Linked DNA regions of Homo sapiens: region 2 is linked to region 1. The links are chromatin loops, found by intact Hi-C in ENCODE. Cell type or tissue: Calu3. All regions are shown on one strand. Each heading gives the region's core, and the rest is flanking DNA. Links, peaks and the distances in the headings are about the cores only. Region 1 overlaps EXOG (exo/endonuclease G). Region 2 overlaps SCN11A (sodium voltage-gated channel alpha subunit 11).

Region 1 (13,105 bases), core at 5,017-13,016:
CTAGGCTGGAGTGCAGTGACAAGATCGTAGCTCACTGTAACCTTTATCTTCTGGGCTTTCGAGATCTTCCCACTTCAGCCTACCAAGTAGCTACGACTACAGGCATGCACCACCATGCCCAGCTAATTTTTAAGTTTCTTTTTTGTAGAGGTGGGGGTCTCACTATGTTGCCCCAGCTGGCCTTAAATTCCTGGCCTCAAGTAGTCCTCCCACCTCCACCCCTCAAAGGGCTGGAATTAAAGGCGTGAGCCACCACACCTGACTGTATGTTATTTTTTAATTAGTTTATAATGTTTAATAATTGGGAGATTTCACATAAATCCAGATTTTAGCTTCTCTTAAATCAGATGACTCCGTAACAATTGGCATATACTCCCATAGGCAGCCAGTTTACTAGACAAGAGTATCAACCTTCTCCTTAGATTGAACACACATCTTCAAATCACTGTAGTCTTTACCTGCCCCATTTTACTCACTTACATTTCCTGTCTAGCCCTTGTTGGTCTTTGAGTTTGTAATCCAAGATCTATTAGAAAATATTTAACCAGCATTTATATTATTATAAGTGTGTATGTAGTATGTTTGGACCTATAAGGAAATAGATATAATTCTATATCATTAAATCTGTGCCACTTGAGAGAGAAATATTACCACAAACAACGGAAAAACAGAAGTGGAAGGTAAGGGTGGCAGTGTATTATAATTGCTCTTTTTAAAAATACTTTCTAATTCAGATAATTTAGGTCATTTAAGCATATTATCATATGATTTTTTAAAAAGGTAAATTAGTTTTTTCGTGAAAATATATTCTTGGAGCCCTCTGACTTTCTGTTTTAATTTGGATTACTTGTTTCCTCCCTCCTTCCCTTTCTCCTTCATTCCCTTTCTTCTTTCCTTCCTTTTATTCAACAGAGACTTAACTAAGCTTTTACTAGGTACCTGGTGCTGTTCTGGGTGCTTCTGATACAGCATTAAACAAGGCAGAAAAGAGTACCCTCATGGAGCATGCATTATAGTGGAGGAGATACCTAGTAAGTAAAATGCCTCGTAGAAATATAAAGCACGGTAGAGGATTGTATTAGGGTGGGAAAGAAAGACAAGGGGAAGTGAGATAGGGCAGAAGCCTAAGTGAAGTGAGGGAGCAAGCCATATGAACAGTTTTTCGGCTAGAGCGAGTGCAAGACACGGGTGAAACTGAGGTTGGCACATTCAAGGAGCAGTGCTCTGCTCAGTGTGACTAGAGCAGCGTAAGCATGAGGAGGAGAAGAAGGTAAATTATAGAGGGAGGCAATGGCAGGAAATGTGGATTGTATTAAGTGAGATGGGACACTTAAACAGTGTTTTGATCAGGTTAGTAGCATAATCTGGTTTACATTTTTAAAGCACACACTGGCTTCTTGTGAAGAACAGAAGAAAGTGTGGAACCTGGAAGGCCAGTTAAGAGACTAATGGAATTGTCTACATGAGAAATAATAACTTGAATAGGATGGTGGTGGTAGAAATGGTGAGAAGTGGTATGATTTAAGATGTGCTTGGAAGTGGTCAGCACACTGATGATGTTGAAAGCTATGATGAGATTATATAAGTGAATATAGACAGGAGAGAACAATCAATTGAATTCTGAACCCTGGAGCACTTGGACATTAGCGGTCAGGAAGAAGAAGATCCAGCGAAAGAGTCAGAGGAGCAGCCTTTAAGGTAGGAGAAATCTAGGGGAGAGTGATGTTCCAGAAGCTAAGTGAAGAAATCATTTAAAGGAGGGAATGATGAGTTGAGAACTGACTGTTTGCAATCCCAGTAAGCTTTTTTAGTTTTAAGTCATCTATATATCTGTCCTTCTGTTTCTCCTTATTATACTCCTAGCTTGGGTCCTTAAATTCCTCTTTCCCCTTAAATATTATCTTAAATCCCTCTTTTCCACCCTCCCCCCCCTCCCCCTGCTTTTTTTTTTGAGACGGAGTTTTACGGTGTCCCCCAGGCTGGAGTGCAGTGGTGCGATCTTGGCTCACCGCAGCCTCCACCTCCCAGGTTCAAGCAATTCTTCTGCCTCAGCCTCCTGAATAGCTGGTATTACAGGCACCTGCCACCACATTTGGCTAATTTTTTATATTTTTAGTAGAGACAGGGTTTCACCATGTTGGCCAGGCTGGTCTTGAACTCCTGACTGCAAGTGATCCGCCTGCCTTAGCCTCCCAAAGTGCTGGGATTACAGGCATGAGTCACTGCACCTGGCTACCCTTTTTTATAGATAACTTTTTTTTGCTTTGGTAGAGTATATCCTCAAATTTTTTCTGGAAGAGTCAATGGATGATAACCTTTCCGAGTCCTTGCATGTCTGAAAATGTCCTAAAACTCTGAAGATGCGCTCAGGAATCTTTATGTATGACAAGTTCTCTAGAGTAGTTTTATGTATACCACCATTTTATTTTATTTTAATGAGGATGATCCCTTTATTTGACTTGAGGATGGAGAAGAAGAGGATTATGAGGTCACGGGAATGTCTCATGAGGAATTACCCAAAGCTGGTAACACCAGGTGCTCTGCCAGGAGGACTCTCTGGAAGGGGCAGCCAGCTCACAGATGCCCTGGATCCCTCGAGGCCAGTCACTAAAAAGTTATGACCATCCCCTTCTTGCCAGTCTGCCAGGGCTCCAGGGGGGAAAAGTGGAAAATTATCTGGTCCTGGCCCAGGGCCAGCTCCTCGGTGAGGAACTCGAAGAAGTGGGTGCTGTGGCTGCGGTTCTCCTCAGTGGTGTCCATCATGCTGGTGGAGGAGATGAACAGCTGCGCCCAGGGCTCAGTGGACCTACTCAGCACCATGGTCAGGCCCGCTACACCCATCATGTTCACATGCTGCCCTTGTTCTGTGCTCCCTGGCCCATGCTCCCATCCTTGGGTTTGCCCAGGATGGAGGCTGTGGCGCAGAGCCATTTCTCCAACCCTGCAGGCACTTGGTTGGCAGGCAAGTTCGTGTCTAGCTCTAGGAAGGGCATGGGCTGTAGAAAAAGAGACCCATTCTTTTAGAGAGTATTTTTCTAGCCTCATATGAAGGCAAAACAAAGGCCTGCTACTTTTGTGAGTTGTAGGATAATTCTGCAGATGAATTTTTTTCAGTCACACACTTTGATTTTGATACCCTTTATTTGCTAGAGTACTACTTAAGGGGTGGTAAAAATATTAATATCAGCTTTGGCTTTTTCCTGTATATTTTATCTTAACAATGTCATCACATCCATCTTTCATCTTCCAGAAGTTCACGGTAGTTCTTAGTCCAGTAATGCAGTACTCTGTCATTTTTCAGCACTTTTATACCTTTTTACTGCCATTCCATATATTTATGTGGAATATATATATGGATATCCATATATATATATATGTATTTTCCTTTTAATTTGCAGAGGAGAGGACCAAAAACCCGTGTTCAATTTGCCTTTTTTAACTGGAAACCCTACTTTAATCTATATTTATTAGTGTTTTGCAAAGCAGGTTAATTTGTTTTTGTCTTTGCTTTTAGCAGGTTAATATTTCTTAATGTTTTATTTGGAAATAATTTCAAATTTATAGAAAGGTTATAAGAACAATAAAAAGAACTTCCCTGTATCTTTCACCTAGATTTACTGGTTGTTAACATTTTGCCACATTTATGCTCCCCCATATAGATAGGCATACACCTGTTTTTGTTTTCTGAACCATTTGAGTTAGTTGCAGATATCTTGTTCCTTTCCTCCTAAGCATTCTGTCATGTAACCACAGAATAATTATCAAATTCGTGAAAAAACATATAGAAATACTACCTAATATTTAGTCCATATTGAAATTTTACAAATTACCCAATACTATCCTTTATACTGTTTTTTTTTTCTGATTCAGTATCCAACCAGGATTGAGCATTGCATTTAGTTGTCATGTCTCTGTAGTCTCCTTTAATCTGAACTAGCTTCTGACTCAGCCTTTTGTCTTGAATGACTTTGATATTTTTGAATAGTACGGGCCAGTTGTTTTACAGTATGTCCCTCCTTTGGGTTTGTCTGTTGTTTGCTCATGATTCATTATGTTTTTGGCAGAATGTAGGAGCAGTGATCTTGTGTCCTTCTCAGTGCATTGCATCAGGAGGTGCATAATATCAGTTTGTCTGATTATTGATGATTTTAACTTTACTTGGTTAAGGTGGTGTCTACCAGGTTTTTTCACCATTTCCCCCTTTGGAATTTATAAGTAATCTGTGGAAATACTTTGAGGCGATGTAAGCATCTTTTTCGTCTTCGAACTTTCACTCAATAGTTTTAGCATCCATTGATATTTCCTGCCTGAATTAGTTATTACTATGTTAGTTGCTAAATGATGACTTTCTAATTCTTACTCCTTAATTTATTAGTTGACATTCCACTGTTAGAGCTTTTCCTTGTTATCAATGTAGACTCACAGATTTATTTTTATTCAAAGAGTTTTAATGTTTACTGTGATTGTTCATTTTGATGCTCAAATTGCCCCAGATTTAGCCAGTGGGAGCTCCTTCCAGTGTCTCCTGTGTCCTTTTGATGCATCCTCATCATTTTTTAGCATTTCCTACTTTCTGGTATAAGGCTATGTTCCATGTTCATCTTGGCCATCGGCCATTTCTCCAAGGAGCACTGGATCCTTTTAGTGGGGATTGATGTTTAGAAACCAAGATCTGGACAGCAATTCAGATTGATTCTTGAGTGCTTGCTCTGCTGTTTGGTTTGTCAGGTGTGTTCACCACATTTATTTTTAGCCTTTTGTAGTGGATGGAGAGAGCCCCAAAGCTCGTAGTATATGGATTCCATTGCCTTTAGTGGCTCACTGTTGAGAAGGCCTTTCTCCTCTGCTTTCTGTGTTCTTGTATTTCAAAACAGGGATTGACAGACACTGGTCATTAGGAAAGCAGTTCACTGTGTTTGTACATTGTGTATGTATATGTAAAGTTGAATATTGACTTCACGAATCCATATTTCTGGAGGAGCATATGGTTTTTCAGTTTTCTCAGAAGCATATCAAACTGACATCTACTTTTATATATTTATGTTTTTCACTAACAAATATCTCCATAATAATACTGCTTTTATTAGTTTTGGCATTATATTTCAAGTCAAACTTTATTTCAGGTAGAATTTTAAACCTAAAAATCTTTGGTGTATCTGTTAGATGAAAGCAAAATATAGTTTGTTAGTAAAATAAATTTGAAAAATTATCTTGAAATTCTTGCCAAGAATTTAATTGGGCCCAAATTTTTATATATATGCACACACACATGTATCTATAAACTTGGGAGAATTTGGTTAAGAAATAGAGATGTGGGAGGTCTACCTAGGCAAGGTGAAGAGATGAGAAGCGATAGGATATATGCTGAGAAAACAGTTAAGTTAGAGCGTTCATGTAGGGAAGGAGACAAAAATAAAAGGAAAGTTTGGGGCCTGGTGGCAGAAACTTCAAATGACCAGCTAAAAAGTTTAGGCAAGAACTTCAAGATAATTTTCTAGCAAGCAGGGCCTTTGAAAAGTAGGCAATTAATTATAAAACAAATATAGATAAAATGATGTCCTTTAATTATTCTGGGAAAGGGGACACAGCATTGCCCAGTGCTGGAGACTGGTCTGTTTCTCTCAAGCAACGAATAATTTGAATCATGAATTCCCACTTTCAAGGCAATGTCTTGCAATTACGTACGGCAATTCAGAGTGCTTGGAAAGTGTTTTGTTTTCTCAGATCTAGCCATTTAATATTTACTGCTTGCTTACAACTATACTCTGAACCTTATTTTAGGAAGTTGTACCCAATAAAAGGGTTTATTTAGTTTTCTGTCCAGGCAATGAAGCATATATGTGTTTTTACTTTGGGGGAAGTAAAGCAAATGAACTGGCATTTCTTGAGGGCCAGGTATACCAGGCAGTATGTAAGTAGCTTTATATATGCATCTCATTCAATCTTCACTACACCCTTACAAAAAAAGTAGTGACCATTTTCTTTTATAGACAAGAAAATCAAGGCTTTAAGGATCAAGTCTCAGGCATATAGCTTATAATTGTCAAAGAGGGTATCCAAACATGGGTCTGTCTGACAATTGCCAGTCATTCACAGTGTTACTCTTTGAAGCGCTCAAGTTTATAGTAAATGAATTGCTGTGCTGTTCATATACAAAAGCTTAAGGTTAGCAGATAATAAAAGATGGTGTGGATGGAGAGAGGAGTTACAAGTGATACTTGCTAGCATGCAAAAATAACAGAAAATGGGCCAAGAGGAGGATTCCTTATAGCCAGGCAGAAATGTCTGTTAGAATATGTAGGAAAGGATCACATCATCATAGAACTTGAGTGAATATGAGCCTAAGGGAAGATTCGTAGCAGTGATTTTATCAGAAGTGAGTCATCTGACAGTTCTAATCAGAATCACCCCCTTTATTATATAGCTGAGGTCATCCCTGTGCTTTCTCTGATGTTCCTGTTTCAAGAAGAGGTTGATTCCAGACAAGTGAAACATACCTGAAGATTCTGGTTTGGACATTATAAATGGTCTGACAAGAAAGTGAGCTTCAGATTTTAGAACTCAGTGATGGTGGTAATGTTAGAAATATTTAACAATCTGTGTTCTTTTATAACAGCACTTTGCAAACTTCCATTATACTAACCCTAAAGGGGAGGAAATTGAAAATGCCCTCAGGAGTCTTGAGACATCATTTGAAGTGATATGGGAGTAATATTTTTTTTTAAGTCTCTTGCTTTATATTTAGGGAAAGCTTTTGTTCATTTCCATATCTATTTGTTTTAATGAAAGTTAAATTATTTTACTGGTTGTCTCCCTACCCTCACCCTAAATTTTCAAGTACCATTGACAGCCTAGAAAGAGGGTGCTTGTTTTACTGTGACTTAGTAGGCTGCTACCCTTTGGCCTGGAACAGGTACCCCAGTGTGAGAAGTACCGTCTTCCAGGGTTTGTGCTGCCACAAAAGCATCTGCTGAGGCTCTATAGATAACACAGGGGGCGACCACATTCTTGTTGACTTTACCACACTTTGTGACTCCCTCACTTTTCATGTTCCTTCCCCCCCTCAGGTTCGGATTTCCTGTTTATCAAACTCCCATGGTTTCTTTCTTTCACTTGATCGGCATGACTTTTTAAGGGCGTGGTCTCTTGATCTGTCCCTCTAGTTTTATTTTTGGAGTTTCTTTTTTTGTCTTACCAGGGGAATGTAACCAAATATATCTATCTAATTCTAGCAGGTACATATTTTTTCCTCTTGATGCTGCTTAATATTTTATTGGAGGCACATTTACAGTATGTATGACCTTACAAATGGCAGGCTTAATATGGGTATTGTTTGTTTTGGGTCTCTTCTGGGTCTGGGTGGCACAGGTGGTGGTGGCAAATTGTCATTTCTGTCTCTTGGATGGAAGGAAACAAGCTCAGGCCAGTATATAAGAAAACTAGCTTCAGGTTGCGAATGAGTGCCAGCTTATGTATTGTATTTTCTAGTTAACTCCCAGTTGACTTCCAATTTTTGCTACAGTCTTGAGTAGAGTTCAGTGCTTCTTGGGAATTTAATAGCAGCAAGGGTTTCCTTTGCAAAATATTTTTATACCTAAATCTTACATGAAAAGGGTTGTTTGCTGACTCACTGATTAACTAGACTTGGTTTATGTTAAGCCTTTGAGTCCTTTGTTACAGACATCATTTGTGCCCAAGTTGCTTTCTCCTCCTGAAACCCCATTGCTGACCTGTAACTAGTCTAATCTTGCTTGATTATACGTTTCCCCCGCCCCCATCCCTCTGTAAAACCATCTTTTGTACCAAATGCCGTTGTATCTTTTGAATGATGTCCACTACAAAATAGCTTTTTACATAGATCTTGTAGATTTTGAAAAATTTTTAACTAACATGTCATTGTATCTTCATAACAATTCTATGAGAGAGGCATTTATAAAATACAAAATAGCAATCCACCCACGGGGATGGCTGTTACGTATTTTGTAAATGAAGAAACAAGAAATGGGTGGACGCGACTTGCAGCTTAGTGGCAAAGCCAGGTTTGACCAGGTCTCTGGGCTTCCAGTCCACCAAACCTCTAGTAGTGTTTAGAAACATTTCTGGAAGTCTCCCAATTTTTCCAAAAGTAGGAAAAATTTATTATGTAGATTGAGTTGTCTTTAAAGAGACAGCTCTAAAATATTTTACGATTGATGTTGTTTTAAAAAATTGTCTTAAATTCAAGGAAGAAACGGTGTGTTTTTCTGAATACCCAACTAGGACCTGTCCCTATATTAGACAGATTAAAGATGTTTGCTTCCTAAGAACAAAGCAGACTGAATCAGAAAAGAGATTAGTGAGTGGCTAAGTTTTTATTTTTCTCCTTAGTTCTAGGGATAGTATTTTACCCCCTTGAAATAGTGTGAGAAGGTCATGGGTAGAAGGATCACACCTGTGATTCCTAATAGGAATTTCTGTTTCCATGAGGTTTCTCAAAAGTAGAATCGAGGTCCTTTAGCAATTGTAAGAGTTTTTAAACACCTATAGAAATGGTACATTTGCATAAAGTAAAGCTGTAGAACTGAAAATGTCCAACGTCTTTACTTTTGGCTGGAATTTTACGAGCCTGATTAGCTCTGCATGGCAGCAATGGGCATGTTAATTATATTTGAAAATTGCCGTTTGTTTGTAGACAAGGAGTCCATGAGGAGAGAAAATCAAGTGAATGTTCTTGAACTGTACTGCAGTGATGGGGAATGTCCACAAGGTGGCGCAAAGACTTTGTTTAACTGCTGGATTCCTAGCTAGCACCTGGAATACTTGAAGCCCCTTTCACCTTCTCCCTCTTTGCAAACTATGGCTCAGCTGCATCTGTGCCCTCAGTTCTGGTCCCCAGCTTCCCCTGAATCCCCTTCGTGCTGTTATTTGGGCTTTGTATTGGTACCTAACCACATTCTACCTGTAGTGAAAGCTGAAGGTCTTGGTTCCCACTCTAGGTGGTAAGTTTCTTGAGTGGAGGCACCAGCTGCATATACTTTAAAGCATATTCTTTTCTGTATTTCCAGCAATGCCAGGCACAGGACCTCTGAGTTGCATTGTTGAATTAACATCTTTTGGTTATTTGTGAGTTAATTGTGGACTTCCATAGGGTTCTCCCTCAGTATATTTTTGGCTTTGAAGAGTATGTTTATCTTCCCAGCTGCATAAATGAATTTTTGGGGTGAAATGGGGATTTTATGTTTGTAGTACATAGTTTCATAGACTTTACACCACACCCCGACCAACCACTTTCAGTAACTTCGAAGACAGTTGGTTATGGAAATCATTCCCGTGCACGGGTCTTCCCTGAAGCTCTGCAATTGGTCTTGGCAGTGGGACCTTCATGTGTGACAGACAGCAGATGGCCATGGAGTTCCCAGGCTGTGTGCCATGTAGGTAGGAGCTTGAAAAAAGCAGAAAAGAAACCTCCTTTGTAGCTGTCGTGTCTCTGTCTTATTTGGGCTCACAAGAAGGAATCTTGCTGCAGGCAGAGCTGTCTGATCAGGAAAGAAAACTGACTCTTACCAGGGAAGGGCCCGGGAGGGGCAGTAATACCAATGAGCATGTTTTAGTTGGATTATGTCAGTTATTGGGGACCATTAAGTAAATAGATGTTGAGTATTTTCTTTTTCAAAAAAGCCTTTTTGTTTTGTTTTGTTTTGTTTTGAGATGGAGTTTCGCTCTTGTTGCCCAGGCTGGAGTGTAGTGTCACAATCTCGGCTAACTGCAACCTCCACCTCCCGGGTTCAAGTGATTCTTTTGCCTCAGCCTCCCGAGTAGCAGGGATTACAGGCATGCGCCACCACGCCCAGCTAATTTTGTATTTTTAGTAGAGATGGGGTTTCTCCATGTTGGTCAGGCTGGTCTCAAACTCCCAACCTCAGGAGATCTGCCTGCCTTGGCCTCCCAAAGTGCTGGGATTACAGGCATGAGCCACCACACCTGGCCCAGATGCCAATTGGAAGGAAATTTGAAAAGGTTTAGTAATAATGTTATTTCATTAATTTCAGCCAAACCACACAACTAATTTATGTTTTCTAGGCCTGACCCTGGCTCTGGCTTCTTCATTGTGTGGATACCTTTCCAAAATGTTTGATATGACAACATATTTAGAAGTTCTTTGATCACAAGCCCAAGGATGTGCAAAACTCAGAGCAAACAGCATTTACATTTATGTAATTTAATTTTAAAAATTAGCCCTAATTGAAGTGATCCTGGAGATGGTAATGTTGACTTGACACCTGGCTGCTTCTCTAAGGGCTATCTGTTTAGTTCCCTAGTGAATTTCATAAACTAAGGCCATGTTTTTATTTCTAGAGCTGGGAGTACCCAAGCCTGCAGTTTTGACCTTTGAATGTTTGGAGCACCAGAAGTTCTGATTATGAGATGAAGAGAAAATGACAGCTTTTCTTGTCTATTAAAAAACCAGGACTCACTCATGGCATTCCTTTGTCCTTTGTCCTACAAACAGAACAGAGACTGTGACCCCTGATCTTTGGGTTGGCATTATTTTATTTTTATTTTTTGAGGTGGAGTCTTGCTCTGTCGGCCAGGCTGGAGTGCAGTGGTGCAATCTCGGCTCACTGCACCCTCTGCCTCCTGGGTTCAAGCAATTCTTCTGCTTCAGCCTCCCAAGTAGCTGGGATTACAGGCGCCTGCCACCACACCCAGCTAATTTTTGTATTTTTTTTTAGTAGAGATGGGGTTTCACCATGTTGGCCAGGCTGGTCTTGAACTCCTGACCTCAAGTGATCTGCCCGCCTTGGCGTCCCAAAGTGCTGGGATTACAGGTATGAGCCACCGTGCCTCACCTGGGGTTATATTATTTTAAAGAATGTGATCAGAATTGACCTGTTAAATACTCTTCTTGTATGTGAATCTCTGAGTCAGTTTATTATTTTTGGCAGTTGAATTTAAATTCATTAGAACAGAGTGGGATGGCTTATAAGTACATTTCAGCAATGCATTAAATAAGTATTTTTCAGAAAAAATTTGCGAACTGTTAGCACAAATTGGCATCACTAATATGGCTGCTTTGTTTTTAGGTGATTGGCGAGGACAACGTGGCAGTCCCCTCACACCTTTATAAGGTAATCCTGGCCCGCAGAAGCTCAGTATCTACCGAACCACTGGCGCTAGGGGCCTTTGTGGTACCCAATGAAGCCATCGGCTTCCAGCCCCAGTTAACTGAATTCCAAGTGAGCCTCCAGGACCTAGAGAAGTTGTCAGGACTGGTGTTTTTTCCTCATTTGGATAGAACTAGTGATATCCGGAATATCTGCTCTGTGGACACCTGTAAGCTCCTGGATTTCCAGGAGTTCACCTTGTACTTGAGTACAAGAAAGATTGAAGGAGCCCGATCAGTGCTCAGACTGGAAAAGATCATGGAAAACTTGAAGAATGCAGAGATTGAACCAGATGATTACTTTATGAGTCGCTATGAGAAGAAGCTAGAAGAACTCAAAGCTAAGGAGCAGTCAGGAACCCAGATAAGAAAGCCATCCTAGTTTTTATCTCAAGATGTGTCATACCGTCTGTAATGAAGCAGGCATGCCCTCTTTAGGCTAACATATTTTAGTGGCTTTGCTTTTTGCTTTTTAAAAAGTTTTTCTCTTTAAGAGATGTGGTCTCGCCGTGTCATCCAGGCTGGAGTGCAGTGGTGGAATCATAGCTCACTATAGCCTCAAACTTCTGGGCTTAAGCAATCCTCCTGCCTCTGCCCCCTGAGCAGCTGGGACTACAGGCACACACCATCACCCTCAGCTACTAGTGGCTTTGCTTTAAAGAAACAGTGGAATCCTAAATTTATGACTAAAAATTCCCCCAAAAGATGAAAGATCTACAATGTTTTTGTCAGTATTATATTTGACTCAGGAACTAATTATTAAGGGAGCTTTGACACCTGCAGATGGAGGGCTGATCTTGTGTCAAGTTAACAGGAAGACTGCCCACAGATGACACTGCATTTGTATCCCTGTGGATGTAGAGTATTGGGAAGGCATTTGTTTAGTTTCATGCCTCCAAACCATGCATTGTCTGTGATGTATCTGCCCAGCCTTCTCAGAACTCAATGTTGTACATTTTTCCCTCTAGGACCTGAATTGGTCTTGGAGGCAGCTTTTAGAAATCCTCTGTGTAGTTCCTGTCCACATGCACTATATATTTGTTTCTTTTTTCTCCTCTCATGAATCTGCTCGTTTCTCTACTTCTGTCTACGTAGAAGCACTCAGCAACTAGTTTCTGCTCATTAAATGTGTTCTATATACTAGGCTCAGTGCTTTACATGTGTTGTCTCACAATGACTCTCTGAGGTAAATACACTATCCCCATTTTACCTGTGAGAAAATTGAGGCTTAGAGAGCTTAGTGTCTTACCTGAGTTTCACTTTTCCAAAGTAGTCATCCACAAAGTATGAGGCAGACAGATCTAAGAGAAGAAAGACAGCTGAGGTAGATTCAAATCTTTTCTGACATGGATGGTGGCTTTTTACTCAGAAATATATACCTATTTCCATGGGTATTTGTGGGCCTGAGGCATGCTTGGCAAGAAGAGTCTGGTTTCTCGTCTGCTATGCAAGCCAAAGGGACTTTAATGTTCTTTGAATTGAACCCTCCTTAGCTCTGTGGAAAGAGACAGTCAGGAATATTTGGGAATTAGACGGCAATACTTTGTGGGGTTTATTAGAGCCCATGCTTGCCTCCAGAGATACAGTTCTTTTAGTGACCAGATACTGCCAAATTGATGTGTTCTTGCTTTCCAGGTGAGCTTTTTGTTCTTAAGATTAAGAAACCTATGAAGGATCTGCAGCCAGGCATGGTGGCTCAGGCCTATAATCTCAGCACTTTGGGAAATCGAGGTGGGTGGATCGCTTGAGCCCAGGAGTTTGAGACCAGCCTGGGCAACATAATGAAACCCTATCTTTACAAAAAAATACAAAAATTAGCTGGGCGTGGTGGTGCACACCTGTAGTCCCAGCTACTCGGGAGGCTGAAATGGGAGGATTGCTTGAGCCTGGCAGGTCAAGGCTGCGATGGGACATGGTCATGCCACTGGACGCCAGCCTGGGCCACAGAGGGAGACCCTGTCT
Region 2 (17,619 bases), core at 3,890-11,889, 480 kb after region 1:
TTTTACTAAATATAACTGCTGATTTCTGTTATCTGTCTTTACAAACAAACTGCATCCTCTGGTGGATCTGCCTTCCCCGCCTTGACAGTCAACTTCCCATTACATCTCTCTTGCTCATGCATATTATATGAATGACTCATGTATCAACAAAAGGAAGAATCCCTTATAGCTTTTACTTGATTCATTTCAAATAGTAAAAGAAAATACCCTTACAGCCTGTGTGTCATGCTAAACCTCTTTCATACCTTTAGTCTCACCAAATACTTTCAGCAACCCCCGGAAGGTGGCATGGTCACCATATTACAGATTAGGAAACCAATGCACAGATAGGTCAAGTAACTTGCCAAGCATCATATCTCCCAGCTGGGACCTGCATCTAATCAAGTGCTTTTTCCTGATACATCAAGGGCAGGTAGAGTTTTACTGGCTACCTTTCCCTCTTCCATTTTGCTTTTGTTCACTGCCTAGCCTTCAGCTGTGGGCCAGGCTGAGAGCTTCCTACGCCACTCTCCTACCTTACCACACACACTTGCCAGCTCAGTCCTAGGTCAGGTACAGACATCCCCGATTCTCAGGAGCAATGGCCAATGCTGCACTCTGCCCACTCAGCCCCAGAGAACTGGTCCCTAATGGGTTGCAATAAGAGGAAAAGAATATGTGGTTCTCTCGAGGCATTCCTCTGCCTCAGATTACCTGTGACCGTGATTGTTTGAGATGACTGTGACTCCCAAGTGCTTGAGAATCCACCTGGACTCCTCTGGGGTGGCCATGGGAGAACAACAGTGTCCTTTTTGAAGGGCCTTGTAAGGGACAACATACGCCAGACACTGGAGCGCCTCTGGGAGTTTTATTCATTGGAGAATCCAGGATGAAGGCTACCGGGATCAGAAAAAAAAGAGCCCTAACAGAAGCCAATCTCAAATGCCACTGAGAGGCACTGAGCCAAAGCTGGGTCTCACTCTCCTCGGCCAGGTTATGTCGTATAGCAGATGTCTCAGAGTTATGCTAGCCTTGGCTCCCTTCTCCTCCTCTAAAACTTCTAGTTTCCAATCACATACTTTCATACTAAACAGGACGGAAATTGGTTTTACTATAAGAAACAAATCATGTGTTGATCGTAACATCAGGCCAAGAGGAACTTCTGGTCACTGAAATTTCATAAAACTACAGGGAGGCACTGCAAATGCAGAAGAAACAGAGGTCTGAGATAGGAAAATCTACACATTCAAAGAAAGAAACACCCAAGCAGTCTTTTTTCATCACTTTTCTCCTGGCCTGTGTGCAACGGTATCAGCTGCTGTTTATGCCCTGTCCAATATCCCACCTATCCCAGCCCACCTAAGTTCCACAGCACTGGAGATGTCTTCCAACCCCTCAAGTGCCTAGTGTCTCTCTTCTTTTCTGCCTCCTGCATGCAGGGAACTTGGAGTAGGGGGCTGCAATTAACACCACTGGGGGCAAGTTCTCCACAAATTACATGGGAAGCAGCCTTGCCTTCCTCTAGTGGGAAGATTTTGCAGCATCTTCCATGCAGTCTCTTAGAGGGTCCCAGTGCGGTGCAGCCCTAGCTGTCCACGCAGTAACCATTCATTAGCATACTCTACATGGACTTTTCTCCTTTCCCTGCCTCATTCTCCTCTGTCCTCAACTGGTCTTCCTGGGATCGCTCCCCAAATAAATTCTGTGCATCCAAGTCCTTGTTTCAGGGTCTGAAAGAAAAGAATCAAACTAGACACAAGATAAGACTAAAAACTAACTCAGTGATATACTTTGATTGCAATTATTCTTATTTTTCTTAATGCTAATTATAAAGTATTCCTATATATTGTCATGGCAGAACGATGGACCAGCTAAGCTCCTGGATCCCTGTATAGGAACCTGTAACAGGATGGTAAAATGAGCACCCAGGATACTGAGCGTCACATTTAAGGTGAAATGCTGGACTAGCATAGGAAATGTTCAGAACATGTTTAGGACATTTCTAGGGTACTTATATAAAACTGTTTCCAAGACTCTTGGCCACTTTCCCATTTGTTGTTGACGTTTAAGAGGCCACAAGCTGGAAAAGAGAAAGAGGATCTCTTTGGAGAGAACTGTTGGTATATTATGATTCCTCCCTACTTCTGCCCTCATATCCATCAGAGATAAGCATGTAGGTTTACAAGCCCCTACATCAAACCTAGTGAGAGGACATCAAGGAGCACTCCTGAGGAAGTTGGCCTAAGTCCCTTGGAGTCTGCAGTGTCTGTGGATCATGGAGGGGTTTGTCAAGCCAAAGCATGGGGAGTGTTTCTATGGACGAAGTGGGAGGCAAAGGGGAGAGACAATTTAAATAGACTTGGCCCACAAGATCCACCTGGAGACAGATGGAAGCTGGAGGGACCTACACTCACAGGGCTCTGGGGGAGAGACTCACATGGCCAGCAGAGGAGCTATTTGTCTGCAGCTGAGAGGCTGCCAGAAATGTGAGGCCAGTCTCTGAAGACCCACAGAAGCCCCACAAAGCCGTCAAGGGAAACACCCCTGCCTCTCATTCTACCTCCCTACCTCCTCGCATCTACATTCACCCACCCTCCACCCTCAAAGATACAGACACACTTCCTGGGAAGCTAACAAGCTTGACAGGAAAGGGTAGAAAAGACTTAGTGTGACTTCTGGGCCCCAAATAAGCCCATATCAGCATATAAGGGAAGCTTTAATTTAAGAACTTTTTTTTTTTTTTTGAGTTGGAGTCTCCCTCTGTTGCCCAGGCTGGAGTGCAGTGGCGCGATCTCGGCTCACTCCTCCCGGGTTCACGCCATTCTCCTGCCTCAGCCTCCCGAGTACCTGGGACTACAGGCACCCACCACCATGCCCAGCTAATTTTTTGTATTTTTAGTAGAGACAGGGTTTCACCATGGTAGCCAGGATGGTCTCCATCCCCTGACCTTGTGATCCACCTGCCTCGGCCTCCCAAAGTGCTGGAATTACAGGCGTGAGCCATGGCACCCGGCCAATTTAAGAAGTTTAAGAAGAAATGTGAATGGAGTTTCCTGGATGAAATTAGTGTTTGAATTGTGGACTCAGTGGACCACCTTCCTCCATGTTGGGAGGCAGGGAGCATCATTTAATCTGCTGGGGGTCTGAATAGAACAGAAAGGAAGAGGAAGGAGAAATTCCTCTCTTTTCCTTCCCACCTGCCTGTTTGAGCTGGGACCTCAATATTCTCCTGCTCTTGGACTAGAATTTACAGCACTGGCTCCCCTGGTACTCAGGCCTTTGGGTTTGGACTAGAATTACACCACAGTTTTTCCTGGTTCTCCAGCCTGCAGATGGCTGAATGTGGAACTTCTCAGCCTCCATAATAATGTGAGCCAATTTCTCACAATAAATTGTCTATCTATCTATCTATCTGTCTATCTATCTATCTATCTATCTATCTATATTTTGTTTCTCTGAAGAACCCTGACCAATACAAAGCCATAATCCCACAATGTACAGATAAGGATGTATATAGAGATAAGGACTGTGAATAAGGTCATAAGAATGTGACTCTAATCTGATAGAGCTGGTACCCTTGCAAAAGATGAAGAGACACCAGAGCATGAGCGCGCGCTCTCTCTCTTTCTGTCTACTATGTGAGAACACAGTGAGAAGGTGACCATCTACAAGATAGGAAGAGGGCCCTCACCAGGAATTTAATTGTATGGCAACTTGATCTTGGACTTCCCAGCCTCCAGAACTATAAGAAATAAATTTTTTTTTCAGTCATCCCACCTGTGATATTTTGTCATAGAAGCCTACTCTTAGACACATATAAATGTACAGAAAGGGTGGATGGACATAGGCACTGGTTCACAGAGAAAATACAGTCAAAAGACAGAGCCCAGAAGCACCCATGTAGCATTATCCAGGGCAGGGAGTGCCTAGCAGATAGGTATTTCAATCTGCTTGAAAAGAATGTCCTTTTCAAGGATGAGTGTATCTTGCTGTCAAGATTCATAACATCAACCATCATTTATCCAATTAGCCTCATTTGCAGGAATCCCAGACTTCGTGATTAGGTGGCTTCCAGGAAGCATTTTTCTAAAGACTCTAGGAAGCTGCCATAAGGCCCCAGTTATCTTGGCAGTGTTGTCTTTTATTGTAAATGAATAAATCAACATCAGCCTTGTGTGGACTTTGAACTTGAGACCCTACTTTTGAGAAGATCAAAGTGCTGAGAAGATAATGTTCCCATAATACTACAACTGCATTGACCCACCTATTAGCATCTGCATCCATAATCACTGTCTTCCCTCCTGCGGTATATTGCGAAGATGGCAACAAATTCTTCCATGCCCTATAGTTGTGTAAATTTGCGGTTTCTCCCATCAAGAAGGAGAGTCAACTGGACATGGTGGTGCATGCCTGTAGTCCTGGCTACCAAGAGGCTGAGACGGGAGGATCACTTGAACCCAGGAGTTCAAGGCTGCAGTGAGCAGCCACTTGATCATGCCACTGTACAGGATAAATGTTAATTCTTCCTTCACCGCCAATCACATCTTACTACTTTCTTTGCCTCCTCCTGGGTTTACATGACCATCAGTTCCCCGCTCAGTTACCACAAGTGGCCTCCTAACTAATCCCCCTGCTTCCACCCTTGCCCCCTCTAATCTATTCTCAACGTAGCAGTCCAGTGATCTTTTAATAAAGTCATGTCATGTCACTGCTCTGCTCAGAACCTTCCCATGGTTCTCCGTTTCTCTCAAAGTCTTCACAGTGACCTCAATGACCTCCAAAGCCCTGTTCTATCTGCTTCACTCCCATTAAATCTCTGACCTTGCTTTTGGTCTCTCTTACTTACACTTACTCCACTTCAACCACATCAGTCTTCCTGATGTTCCTGGGACAAACCAGGATGCTCTCCTCTTAGGGTTCTGGCCCTGGCCATCCCCCTTTGCTGGAGTACTCGTCCCCAGATGTGAAAATGCCTAGCTCCCTCATCTCCTTTAAGTCTCTGCTCAACTGTCACTTTCTCCATACATCTATACCAGTCACCCTATTTAAATTATAATCCACAAAGAAATCCCAGTCCTCATGCTATGCTTTATTTTTATTTTTCGTTTCCATAGTACTTACTCTCTTTTAACATCATATACAACTTATTAGGTTTGATACGTATTCCTCTGCCCCCACTAGAATGTTAGCTACACAAGGGCAAGGATCTGTATCTGTTTTGTTCACTGACAATCTCATGTGCCTAGAACAGTGGATAGAACACAAATGAGACACTTAGTAAATGTTTGTTGAATGGCTAAGTTAGTGCTTGAATAATGGAGATAAATGAATGTGGAATCTCCATGTTCATCTCTAATTTTCCATCTCCAAAGATTCAGAAAGGAGCATAGGCCTTAGACAATGGGGCTTTCCCCACCGTCTGCAGTATCACATAATACCTGTAAGTATTTATCATGAATACCAACCAATGCCTGTTAAGGTACATGTTTATGGATTAATACTTTTAATTCAAGATATCCTCACTTGGGACAATGAAGGTGCATACTGATAGGAGAGAATCCGATTTTAAAAATAAATGTATTAAATATCTATAACTTAAGGATGAGAAGAAAAGGATTTTCATAATCCCCTTCCAAAAACAGAGGGATTCTTTGCTTTAACAACTCCCTCCCATAAAAAAGAAGTCTTGCTTTTTAAACATGGAACTTCTCCCAAAACTGATTAGAATGAGACTCACTTTATAAATATTTACATGTACTGTTTTTCAGAAATATGACTACTACGTTAAGGGAAGGAAGAACAAACAGTTATCTCTGCAGCTGAATTTCTCACGAAGTCCAGAGGGCAGCTTTTATGAGCCATCCCAGCATTTCTGTGATTTAAGTTTGAAGCAAGCAGATGTAGCCATCATAGGAAAATGTCATTCCTCTTGGAGGAAGAAGCTGGATGAGTGAGTCTGGAATCGGGTTTGCAATCTCCACTAACCAAACACATAGCAGCACTTCTATGATGCTTTTATGTCTAGTGGGCTTTGTAAGCTCTTATAAGGTAGAATTAAGGAGTTACTAGTTCAACCATTGTGGAAGTCAGTGTGGTGATTCCTCAGGGATCTACAACTAGAAATACCATTTGACCCAGTCATCCATTACTGGGTATATACCCAAAGGATTATAAATCATACTGCTATAAAGACACATGCACACATATGTTTATTGCGACACTATTCACAATAGCAAAGACTTGGAACCAACCCAAATGTCCAACAATGATAGACTGGATTAAGAAAATGTGGCACATATACACCATGGAATACTATGCAGCCATAAAAACTGATGAGTTCATGTCCTTTGTAGGGACATGGATGAAGCTGGAAACCATCATTCTCAGCAAACTATCACAAGGACAAAAAACCAAACACCACATGTTCTCACTCATAGGTGGGAATTGAACAATGAGAACACATGGACACAGGAAGGGAAACATCACACACCGGGGCCTGTTGTGGGGTGGGGGGAGGGGGGAGGGATAGCATTAGGAGATATACCTAATGTTAAATGACGAGTTAATGGGTGCAGCACACCAGCATGGCACATGTATACATATGTAACTAACCTGCACGTTGTGCACATGTACCCTAAAACTTAAAGTATAATAATAATAATTTTAAAAAAGCCTATTTAAGGATAATTATTCCTGGGAAAAGTCTACTTAACATGAATCCACTTAAATGGGAAGCAACATTTTACAGCAAATAATGGAGGTAAGGGAGAGTGTGGATTGAAGCTTTAGCTTTAAAAGAACTAAAAATTATAATACTACATTTGTTTTCTTTTACATGTAACCACTTTTGATTATCATTGCAACTATAGACGAATTCTTAGGACAGGAAGTTGAATCAAGACTCATTTTGGTGTGCTTTTTTTCTAAAAAACAAAATTGTAAGGTGGCAAAATATGGCATCCATCATTTCTCATTTGACCTTCATATCAAGATTTTAAAGAAGGTAAATTTTGCAAAATAATCAAGGACTTCACTTTTCTCCAGGACCTCTCCTAACCCTTTGAATTTCTAATTATCCCCTTTTGAAGACTCTATTATGTCATCATCTTTGTTAATTTTCTCTTCTTCAATTGTAATCAAACTCTGCCAGACCCTCATTTCTTGGAGGCATTCTAATAATTATTCCATCAGTCCTCCTCCATTGCTTTCATTATCTTAGTGAAATCCTTCATGTTTGTGAGATTGGCAGTTTCACCTTGCAATTTGTCAGCATAATAATCACAGTAAAAACACCTGACAATAATAGTGGGTGGGAGTAGATGCCAGTGTTAAGCCAGAGGGAGGTGTGAGTGGAGACTAGCTTTATAAGGTTCTGTTAGTGAACATTTCGTGTTGGGATGACCTTTGCTTCCCAACTTATAATTATAGGTACTCCAATAGTAAATACTCTGAAAATGAGGTTCCCCTGCACTCAAAAACAGGAATTAGCATTGCAGGTTCTTGGTGAAAGTACTAATTGGAAGAAGTGTGATGATGGATATAGCACCTGGAAAGGTGATCAGCTGTAACCTATGCATGCTGGCTGAGGAACTGACCAATACCCCCTCAGGCTTGGCTCTCAGCTCCTGTAGGTTTGAGCCCTAAAATGTGGTCAACACCTGAAGCTAGAATACTGAAAAGATAAAGTAACACAAATATCTGCTTTGTAGCTACTGCCATCTAGTGACTTTAAACTTCATTTCCAATTTGATGTTTGTTAACATCATAACCAACTCTAGGGGGCAATACATTGCATGTAGTCTGTGACTTGGATGGCTTAGCTTAGCTTTGTAAGAGCTGACAAGACTTAAAATCCTTTCCCCCTGTTGGGAGTCTGTTCGGAAGTCTTTGATTTGTGTCTGGGTTGGTGTGGACTGGGTAGAGCTTGGTTTTACAAGTCCTCAAGGTATGCATGATGATTCACTCTTGGAATAAGGCTTGTTCTTTCATCTCCTGACTTTGCACATGTTCTTTACATTGTTGACCTACTCTCCAGCTTCTCTTCCACTCAATCAGCAAACTGTTCTTAAAAATCAAATTCAAATATACCCTCTAGAAGGGCGTTCTCAACTCCCCCCTCCCCAAACTTGTTCTTACTTTCTTCTGTGCTTTTAGATCAAGTTTTACTCAGTTCTGTTACATTTACCACATGCAACTTAATTATTTAATAGTCCTTTCTTCCTCTAAACTCAAGATTTTGGGGTGCAACTGTTACGGTTTGATCTTATTAGCATGTATTTCATTCACTACCTAGCACGTTGAAGATAATCACTGAACATTTATTAAATTAATTTTTTTAAATACCGTGATTGGCTGGGTGCAGTGGCTCACTCCTGTAATTTCAGCACTTTGGGAGGCCAAGGCGGGTGGATCACTTGAGGCCAGGAGTTTGAGACCAGCCTGAGTAACATGGCGAAACCTTGTCTCTACTGAAAATACAAAAAATAGCTGGGCATGGTGGTGTGCGCCTACAATCCCAGCTACTCAGGTGGCTGAGGCATGAGAATTGCTTGAACCTGGGAGGCAGAGGTTGCAGTGAGCCATGATCATGCTACTGCACTCCAGCCTGAGTGACAGAGCAAGACTCTGTCTCAAAAAACAAAAACAAAAACAAAATCCACGATTATGCCAAATGGTTCTTGGTTTCACCAAGGTTACATTAACCTCCTAAACTCATTTTTTTAGTGAGGTAAAATTCACCATTTTAACCATCTGAAAGTGTACAATTCAGTGGCTTTTGATATATTCACAATATTGTGCAACCATCACCACTTTATAATTCCAGAACATTTTCATCACCCCTCAAAAAAAACTCCATATCCGTTACAAAGCTGATCTCCATTCTCTCCAGTCCCCAGCCCTTGGCAATCACTAAACTACTTTCTGTCTCTATGAATCTGCCTACTCTGGGCAAATAAATACGATTATATAATATGTGGTCTTTTGGCTTCTTTCACTCAGCAAAATGTTTCTTTTCCAAGGTTTATGCATGTTGTAGCATGTATCAGTATGTCATTCCTTTTTATGGCCAAATAATATTCTATTGGATGTATATAACACATTTTGTTTATCCATTCATCAGTTGATGGACATTTGGATTGTTTCTACTTCTACATCTATGTTTTCTTCTAAGAGTTTTATAGTTTTACTTCTTACTTTTACGTCTTTCATCCATTTTGAATTAATTTTTGTGTATGGCGTGAAGTAGGGGCCCAACTTTATTCTTTTCTATGTAGCTATCTAGTTGTTACCAGCAGCATTTGTTTAAAACAAACAAACAAACAAACAAACAAACAAAACACTATTATTGGCCGGGCGCAGTGGCTCACGCCTGTAATCCCAGCACTTTGGGAGGCCAAGGTGGGCGGATCACGAGGTCAGGAGGTCGAGACCATCCTGGCTAACACGGTGAAACCCCGTCTCTACTAAAAAAAATACAAAAAATTAGCTGGGCGTGGTGGCGGGCGCCTGTAGTCCCAGCTACTCAGGAGGCTGAGGCAGGAGAATGGCGTGAACCCGGGAGGCAGAGCTTGCAGTGAGCCTAGATGACGCCACTGCACTTCAGCCTGGGCGACAGAGTGAGACTCCGTCTCAAAAAAAAAACAAAAAAAAACTATTATTATTTCCCCATTGAATAGTCTTGGCACACTTGTCAGAAATCAATTGACCATAGATGTATGAGTTTATTTGTGGACTCTCAATTCTATTCCATTCAGCTATACATCTATCTTTATGCCAGTACCAAACTGTTTGATTACTGTAGTTTATAATAACTTTTGAAATTTGGCCAGTGATTCCTAACCTGAAAAGTTCAAACAAGTCCAAATGAGAAACAAATATTGTGATTTATTTTGTCTATAATATGACCCACAACCAGTGCTTTAATAAATTCTCCTTACATGAGCTTTGTGCAAATGGACTATGTTTGTGAAGTAAAAAGAGCTGAGTTTCACCATCTTGAATGATTTATACAAGCAAAAGGCCAAAGGCAAAAAGGAACAGGAAAACATACACAGTCCAGGAATTTGCTGGCTTCTAAGAAGGGATTTGTATTTCTACAAGTTTTGTAACTGAAGGTTCAAAACCATTTTACCCAGATCACACAAACCATGGAGGCTCCAACTGACATCAAGGGTATGTAAGATGTGAGGAGACAGATGTAGTACAATTCTTCACCCTTCTCTGTATCCATACCCTTTGCCATGTGGCTTTGCAGTTTCTAGCACTCCTTGATTTTGCATTTGGCTTTGTGACTTGCTTTGGCCAGTGGAACAAAGTAGAAGTCATAGTATGTTGGTTGCAAACCTTAAATGCTCTTCTGTAATTTTGTTTGCTTTCTTGAACCTCTGCCTCTGCCAAAGAGAAACATACTTGCGTTAGCCTGCTTGGCCAGGAGAAGGATAGGAGACCCATGGAGTCAAGCTGAACTGCTGCAGCTAAGTTCAGTCTAAATCAGCCAACAAGATCATGTTCTTGTTCTTTTTTAGGAACTTAATTTAGAAAATTAAAAGTTGTTTATTACAGTGCTTTGCCTACCCAACTAGTAGGGAGTAAACTTATTTAGTCTTTGTAGAAAATACTTCTTTTTTAACTTTTATTTTAGATTCAGAGGTACCTGTGAAGGTTTGTTATATAGATAAACCCATGTCATGGGAATTTGTTGTACAGATTATTCAATCACCCAGGTATGAAGTCCAGTACCGAATAGCTATCATTTCTTCTCTTCTCCCACTTCCCACCCTCCATCCTCAAGTAGACCCCCGTGTCTATTGTTTTTCTTCTTTGTGTTCATAAGTTCTCATCATTTAGCTTCCACTTACAGGTGAGAACATGCAGTATTTGGTTTTCTGTTTCTGCATTAGTTTACTAGGTATAATGCCCTCCAGCTCCATCCACATTTCTGCAAAAGACATGATCTCATTCCTTTTTAGGACTGCATAGTATTCCATGATGTATATGTACCAGATTTTCTTTATCCAATCTGTCATTGATGGGCATTTGGGTTGATTCCATATCTTTGCTATTGTGAACAGTGCTGCAATGAACATCTGCATGTATGTGTCTTTATGGTAGAATGATTTATATTCCTCTGGGTCTGTACGCACTAATGAGATTGCTGGGTTGAATGGTAGTTCTACTTTTAGCTCTTTGAGGAATCACCATATGGATTTCCACAATGGTTGAACTAATTTACACTTCCACCAACAGTGTATGTGTTCCCTTTTCTCCACAACCTCACCAGCATCTGTTCTTTTTTTACTTTTTAGTAATAGCCATTCTGACTGGTGTGAGATGGTATCTCATTGTGGTTTCTATTTACATTTCTTTAATGATCTGTGATATTAAACTTTTCTTCATATGCTTGTTGGCCGCACATATGTCTTCTTTTGAAAAGTGTCTGTTCATGTCCTTTGCCCACTTTTTAATGGGTTTTTTTTTCTTGTAAATTTGTTTAAGTTCCTTATAGATGCTGGATATTAGACCTTTGTCAGATGCATAGTTTGCCAATATTTTCTGCTATTCTGTAGGTTGTTTACTCTGTTGATGGTTTGTCTTGCTGTGATGAAGCTCTTAAGCTTAATTAGATCCCACCTGTCAAATTTTGCTTTTGTTGCAATTGCTTTTGGTGTCTTTGTCATGAAATCTTTCCCTATTCCTATGTCCAGGATGGTATTGCCTAGGTTGTCTGCCAGGGTTTTTATAGTTTTGGGTTTTACATTTAAGTCTTTAATCCATCTTGAGTTGATTTTTGTATATGGTGTAAGGAAGGGATCCAGCTTCAGTCTTCTGCATATGGCCAGCCAGTTATCCCAGCATCATTTATTGAATAGGGAGTCTTTCTCTCAATCCTTACTTTTGTCAGCTTTGTCAAAAAACAGATTGTTGTAGGTGTGCGGCCTTATTTCTGGGCTCTCTATTCTGTTCCGCTGGTCTGTGTGCCTGTTTTTGTACTGGTACCATGCTATTTTGGTTACTGTAGCCCTGTAGTATAGTTTGAAGTTGGGTAATGTGACACCTCCAGCTTTCTTCCTTTTACTTAGGATTGTCTTGAGTATTTGGGCTCTTTTTTTATTCCATATGAATTTTAAAATAGTTTTTTTCTAGTTCTGTGAAGAATGTAATTGGTAGTTTGATAGGAATAGCATTGAATCTGTAAATTGCTTTGGGCAGTATGGCCATTTTAATGATATTGACTCTTCTTATCCATGAGCAGGTAATGTTTTTTTTCCCATTTGTTTGTGTCTTCTCTGATTTCTTTGTGCAGTGTTTTGTAATTTTCATTGTACAGAATATGAAAATATCTTTATTTTGCCCTCACACTTTAATTATATGTAGAATTCCAGGTTGACGATTTTTTTCTTTCCACTCTTCATACATATAATTCTATATCTTCTGCTTCAGTCTCATGTGATACTGTAGCAGGACAAGCTGCAGACAAAACCTCTGAGACACCGAATTGTAGAAGGAAGGGCTTTATTCAGCTGGGAGCATCAGCAAGCTACTGCCTTAAAATCCGAGCTCCCTGAGTGAGCAATTCCTGTCCCTTTTAAGGGCTCACAACTCTAAGGATTTCACATGAAAGGGTCGTGTTTGATTTGAGCAAGCAAGGGGTACGTGACAGGGGCTGCATGCACTGGTGGTCAGAGAGAAACAGAACAGGGCAGGGAGTTTCACAATGTTCTTCTATACAATGTCTGGAATCTATGAATAACATCGGTTTTTAAGTTATGAGTTGATTTTTAACTACTGGATTTAGGCCAGGCAGGCCCAGGCCTGGTTTCAGGCCTGGCGCCGGGCTGCCTGTCTTTGGCTTTACTTCCTTGTTGTTTCTTCTAAAACAGGTACTGAGTATAAAACAGTATAAAACAATATGAGAGGGTCTCTCTCTTCCCTCAATACAGGGCTCTGAGCAAAATCTGCCATTCTGTACTAGGATCTCCCCAGACATTGGCAAGTGACTACAACCCCTGAGAGGGGTAACAAAGCTATCTCAGGGACCAACCTCTTTCCTTTCCTACCTCTGGCTTCGCATAATGAGCCCCATTCTAGTCTCCTACCACGTGTGAAAGTGTTTGTGGCTCCCATTCCTGCAAAGGCATTAAGTTTTGGCTCAAAGTGCCCATTTACAGTCCTGGTTCCCCAAGGACCATGTGACTTCAGCCCTTGTTTGCCATGTGGGCTGTCTTTTTGCTTCACATAAACTTTCCATTAACTTCTAGATCAACTATCCATATTTTTTTATTTTAAAATATTGTCTTATCCATTTTTACATATTTGGAGCAAAGGAAAAAGCATTTGGCATGTGCTCACTCTGAGGCTTTGAACAAAACCCTCAATCAGTATTTAAACATAACAATGAGCTTTACTAATTTTTTCCCCTCATTCTGCTTCCTGCCTCCCACTACCTCTCGGATTTGTTTTTTGTTTTTTTTGTTTTGTTTTGTTTTTCTTACCTGAGTACATACTTTAATAATTCCTTCAGAGAAAGTCCAGAGTACTGAGATTTCTAAATCATTATTTTTAAGAAAATAGTTATCTTTCATCTTCAATGTTGAATGACAGTTTAGCTTGGTATATGTTTCTAAATATAAAGTAATTTTCTCTCAGTACTTTGAAAATTCTGCTCTATTGTCTTTTTTGTTCAATGTTTTTGATAAGAAGGCTTATGACAATCTGATTATCATTCCTTATTATGTAATACATGTTTTGTCTCTAAAAGATTTTAGGATTTTTCCCTTTATCCTTTACATTCTGATATTCACTATGAAGTCCACACATGGCCTTTGCTTAGTTTTGCATTGTGTATTGTGTTTATCAACATATTTGATCTTTCAGTGCTTCAAGTGACAACCTAAACAACTAATCAATATCTGGGAATGAAAGAACCTTCTCTTGAGAATCTGACCAGCCCAAGAAGTCCCAATGATACCAACATAAAGGATTCCTTGAAAATAGCCCAGCCAGATCATTCTATGATAAAGCCCACATCTGATGCTCAATCAGGGTTTGCATGCCCCACCATTATATAACCAATCAAGAATCAACAGACATCTGGGAGCTTTTTTATGAAAGATGGAGACAAACCAACCAATAGATAAAAGCAATCTTGAGGAAACAGATTCTGAAAGAAGGAAAAAAAAAAGAAGAAGAAGAAAACATATTATCGAAGTCTTCAGGGTACTTAGAGAAAATGTTGCAGCCATGAAACTACTTGAGCACAGTGGTTCTTGCCTGTAATCCCTAGGACTTTAGGAGGCCAAGGTGGGAGGATTGCTTGAGCCCAGGGGTTCAAGTTTACAGCAAGCCATGATTGTACCACTGCACTCCATCCTGGGTGACAGAGTGAGACCCTGTCTCAGAAAAACCAAAACCAAACCAAACCTAAATAAACAAACAGGAGCATTCAGAGGACTTTAATGTCACTAAAAGAAAAAATTTTTAATTCAATAGAAGAATTGAAAAATAAAATTGAGAAAATTGTACAAAAGTAGAACAAAAATAAACAAGACATAGAAAAAAAGTGGTGGTGGAGAGAGGATCTGAATAGTAGTTTCATAGAGAGAGAGAAAAAGAAGAATTTAAGTGAAACTATTATCAAAGGAAAAATTCAAGAAATTTTCCCAGAATGGAAAAACATGAATTTCCAGATTAAAAAGACCTAGGAAATGCCCAGTACACTGGACTCATACCAAGACATATCACTGGGAGATTTTAGAATGCTGGGAAGAAAGAGAAAATACTTGTGATATAATAAGAAATATACATAAAAGAGCAACTCAAAGCACTCTAAAAAAATTTTAAACAATTTTTTAAAGAAATGTCCATTTTATCTTCATCCCCTGTTCCTGGCACAAAGCTCCTAAAACCCTTGTAATTTCCTGAGTGATAGGAGCACCTTTTGTTATAACATTGGGTCTTAGTCCCCGGTTCCTGACATAAGAGCCTCTATGACCCTTGGAATCTCCAGAGTGATAGGAGAGTCTTCTTTCATGTTAATAAAATGACTGGTGGCTGGGTTCCCTGGATAGCCTCAGGATAGGGTCTGGTTGCCAGAAAGACTGAGGCATTTTAGGAGGGGAAAGGGGCTGGAGATTGAGCTATTCACCAATGGCAATAATTTATCAGTTATGCCTACATAAAGGAAACTCCATAAAAACCCTAAATAACACTTAAAAAAGTTTCCAGGTTGGGGAATACATCATTGTGCCAGGAGACACATCCCAAATCCATCGGGAAAGGAGCTCCTGCACGCAGGACCATTTCAGACCTTGCCCTATGTACCTCTTCATCTGGCCATTAGTTTGTATTCTTTATAATAAACAAGTAAGTGTAGGTAAAGTGTTTTCCTGAGTTCTGAAAGACATTGTAGCAAATTATCAAACCTGAGGAGAAGGTCATGGAAACCCCAGATATGTAGCAAAGTTGGAGAGAAGTGTGGATGGCCCTAAACACCCAATACTTGCAACTGGCATCTGAAATTGGGGGCAGTCTTATGGGACTGAGCCCTTAATCTACGGGGTCTGCATTAACTCTGGACAGTTAGTGTCAGAAGTGAATTAAATTGTAGGACACCCAGTTGGTGTCCAGAGAGAAGTGGAGAATTGCTCGGTGTGGGAAATCTACACATTTGGTGTCAGAAGTGTTTTGAATAGAGGCAAAAAGTTTTTATTTTAATACTAAAAGTTCTCTGAATGTAGAGTAACAGGATCAGTAATCACAATGGCTTTTGACTTCTCAATAGCAACATTGGGGTCTAAAAGATAATGGAGTAATTCATTCAAAATAATAATGGAAAATCATTTCCAAATTATTATATTAATTCAGCCAAACTCTCAATCAAGTATGAGAGGAGAATAAAGTCATTTTCAGACATGCAAGGTCTGAAAAAATGTGTCCCCAGGCATCATTTCACAGAAAGCTACTGCAGGATATATTCCACCAGAACAAGAAAGAGGAAGCCTTAGGATATGGGAAGAGTATATAGCATAGAAGAGAAATCAAGAGAATCCTCTGGATTTTGGTGAAAGGAGACACCCGGATAACTGCTGAGCACCAGATATAGAGGGAAACCATTTCAAATGGAGCAGTCAGAAAGATCCAGAAGGAAGTCCTTTTTAAAAGATTAAATTATTAGAACATCCAATGCATCTAAATATATTTGGAGCTGGGCGCAGTGGCTCATGCCTGTAATCCCAGCACTTTGAGAGGCCGAGGTGGGTGGATCACCTGAGGTCAGAACTTTGAGACCTGCCTGGCCAACATGGTGAAACCCCATCTCTACTAAAATACAAGGGTGGGTGTAGTGGCACGTGCCTGTAGTCCCAGCTACTCAGGAGGCTGAGACAGGAGAATAATTTGAACCCAGGAGGCAGAGTTGCAGTGAGCCAAGATTGTACCATTGCATTCCAGCCTGGGCAACAGAGCAAGACTCCATCTCAAAAAACAAAAAAAAAAGTATGTATATATATTTGGACCAGTAATTCCCAAAGTCAGGTCCAGTGGCCCTAGGGGTCCCTGAAACCTTATTAGATAATTTGCAAGGTCAAAGCTATTTATGTAATAATACTAGATATTATTTTTCTTTTTCAATCTCCTTCTCTCATAAGTATACAAAAAAGTTTTCCAGAGGCTACATGGCATGTGATATTACAACAGATTGAATGAAAAAGCAGATATGAGAAGTCAGCTGTCTTCCAAGAAGCCAAACATTAAAGAGATTTGAAAATATGTAAAATAATATCATTCTTATTATATTTGTTTTGTTTTAGAAAACATAGTTACATTTCATGAAAAATGTTAACATAAAATACATTTAGTATTTTCATGTATTAATACATAGATTTTATTATTGGTAAGTTTTAATTTCAAATATGATAAATGTAGTGGATATGACCCATATAATCAAAAGCTCTTTGGTCGTCTGATCCTGCTCATGCAAAAATAAAAAGTGCATATATATATGTGTGTGTCTATATATATACATATATATATAAAGCTCTTTAGGATTCTCCGTCATATTAAGAGTGGAAAGGGCTCTTGAGACCAGAAAGTTTGAGAATTGCTGATTCAGAAAACTAATGGAGAGTTTAGGTTGAATTTTTGTTAGGTAGACCAAAGCAAACAAACAATTATAAATTCCAGAGAAAATAGAAAGTTGAACAGAAAAGGAAAACTAAGCATAGCATACTAGATGGCTCAGCTGAAAAGAGTGTGTACAGTCTTTTAAAAATATTTTTTATTTTCATTTTTTGAGACAGGGTCTTGTTTTGTCACCCAGGCTGGAGTGCAGTAGCATGATTATAGCTCACTGCAGCCTTGACCTCTAGAACTCAAGTGATCCTCCCACCTCAGTCTCCTGAGTAGCTGGGACTACAGGTGTGCATCATCACGCTCAGCTAATTTTTTTTTTTTTTTTTTTTGGTAAAGATAGGGGTCTCATTATGTTGCCCAGGCTGATCTTGAACTCCTGGGCTCAAGCTATCCTCCTACCTCCGCGTCTCAAAGTGCTGGAATTACAGGTATGAGCCACTGTGCCCAGCCAGGGCATGTACATAGCCATATTAACGTAAAATGATATTGTCTAATCAAAGGTATGACATA

The links. A loop is a pair of places that touch in the nucleus more often than their neighbours do. Peaks named below come from ENCODE experiments on the same cell type or tissue, not always from the same donor. Only the 100,000 strongest peaks of a DNase experiment are listed, where the experiment ranks them.
Region 2: a loop joins it to region 1, with 3 times the contacts of the local background. A loop is called at or near these places in 30 of 110 quality-filtered maps.

What each region holds. Positions count from the first base shown.
Region 1 is chr3:38,512,838-38,525,942 of GRCh38, forward strand. It overlaps EXOG (exo/endonuclease G), which reads left to right. Exons shown (of 6, transcript NM_005107.4): 6 at 11,064-13,105. The coding sequence ends at 11,525. It also overlaps the pseudogene DDTP1. Among named protein-coding and RNA genes, the nearest start is that of EXOG, 23 kb to the left of the region's middle. In Calu3, for the core only: CTCF peaks have their summits at 8,763 (motif pointing right) and 8,963; a DNase peak (open chromatin) is centred at 8,744.
Region 2 is chr3:38,992,426-39,010,044 of GRCh38, forward strand. The region is part of intron 2 of SCN11A (sodium voltage-gated channel alpha subunit 11); the gene reads right to left. Among named protein-coding and RNA genes, the nearest start is that of SCN11A, 51 kb to the right of the region's middle. In Calu3, for the core only: a CTCF peak has its summit at 7,712; no DNase peak of the experiment used is centred there.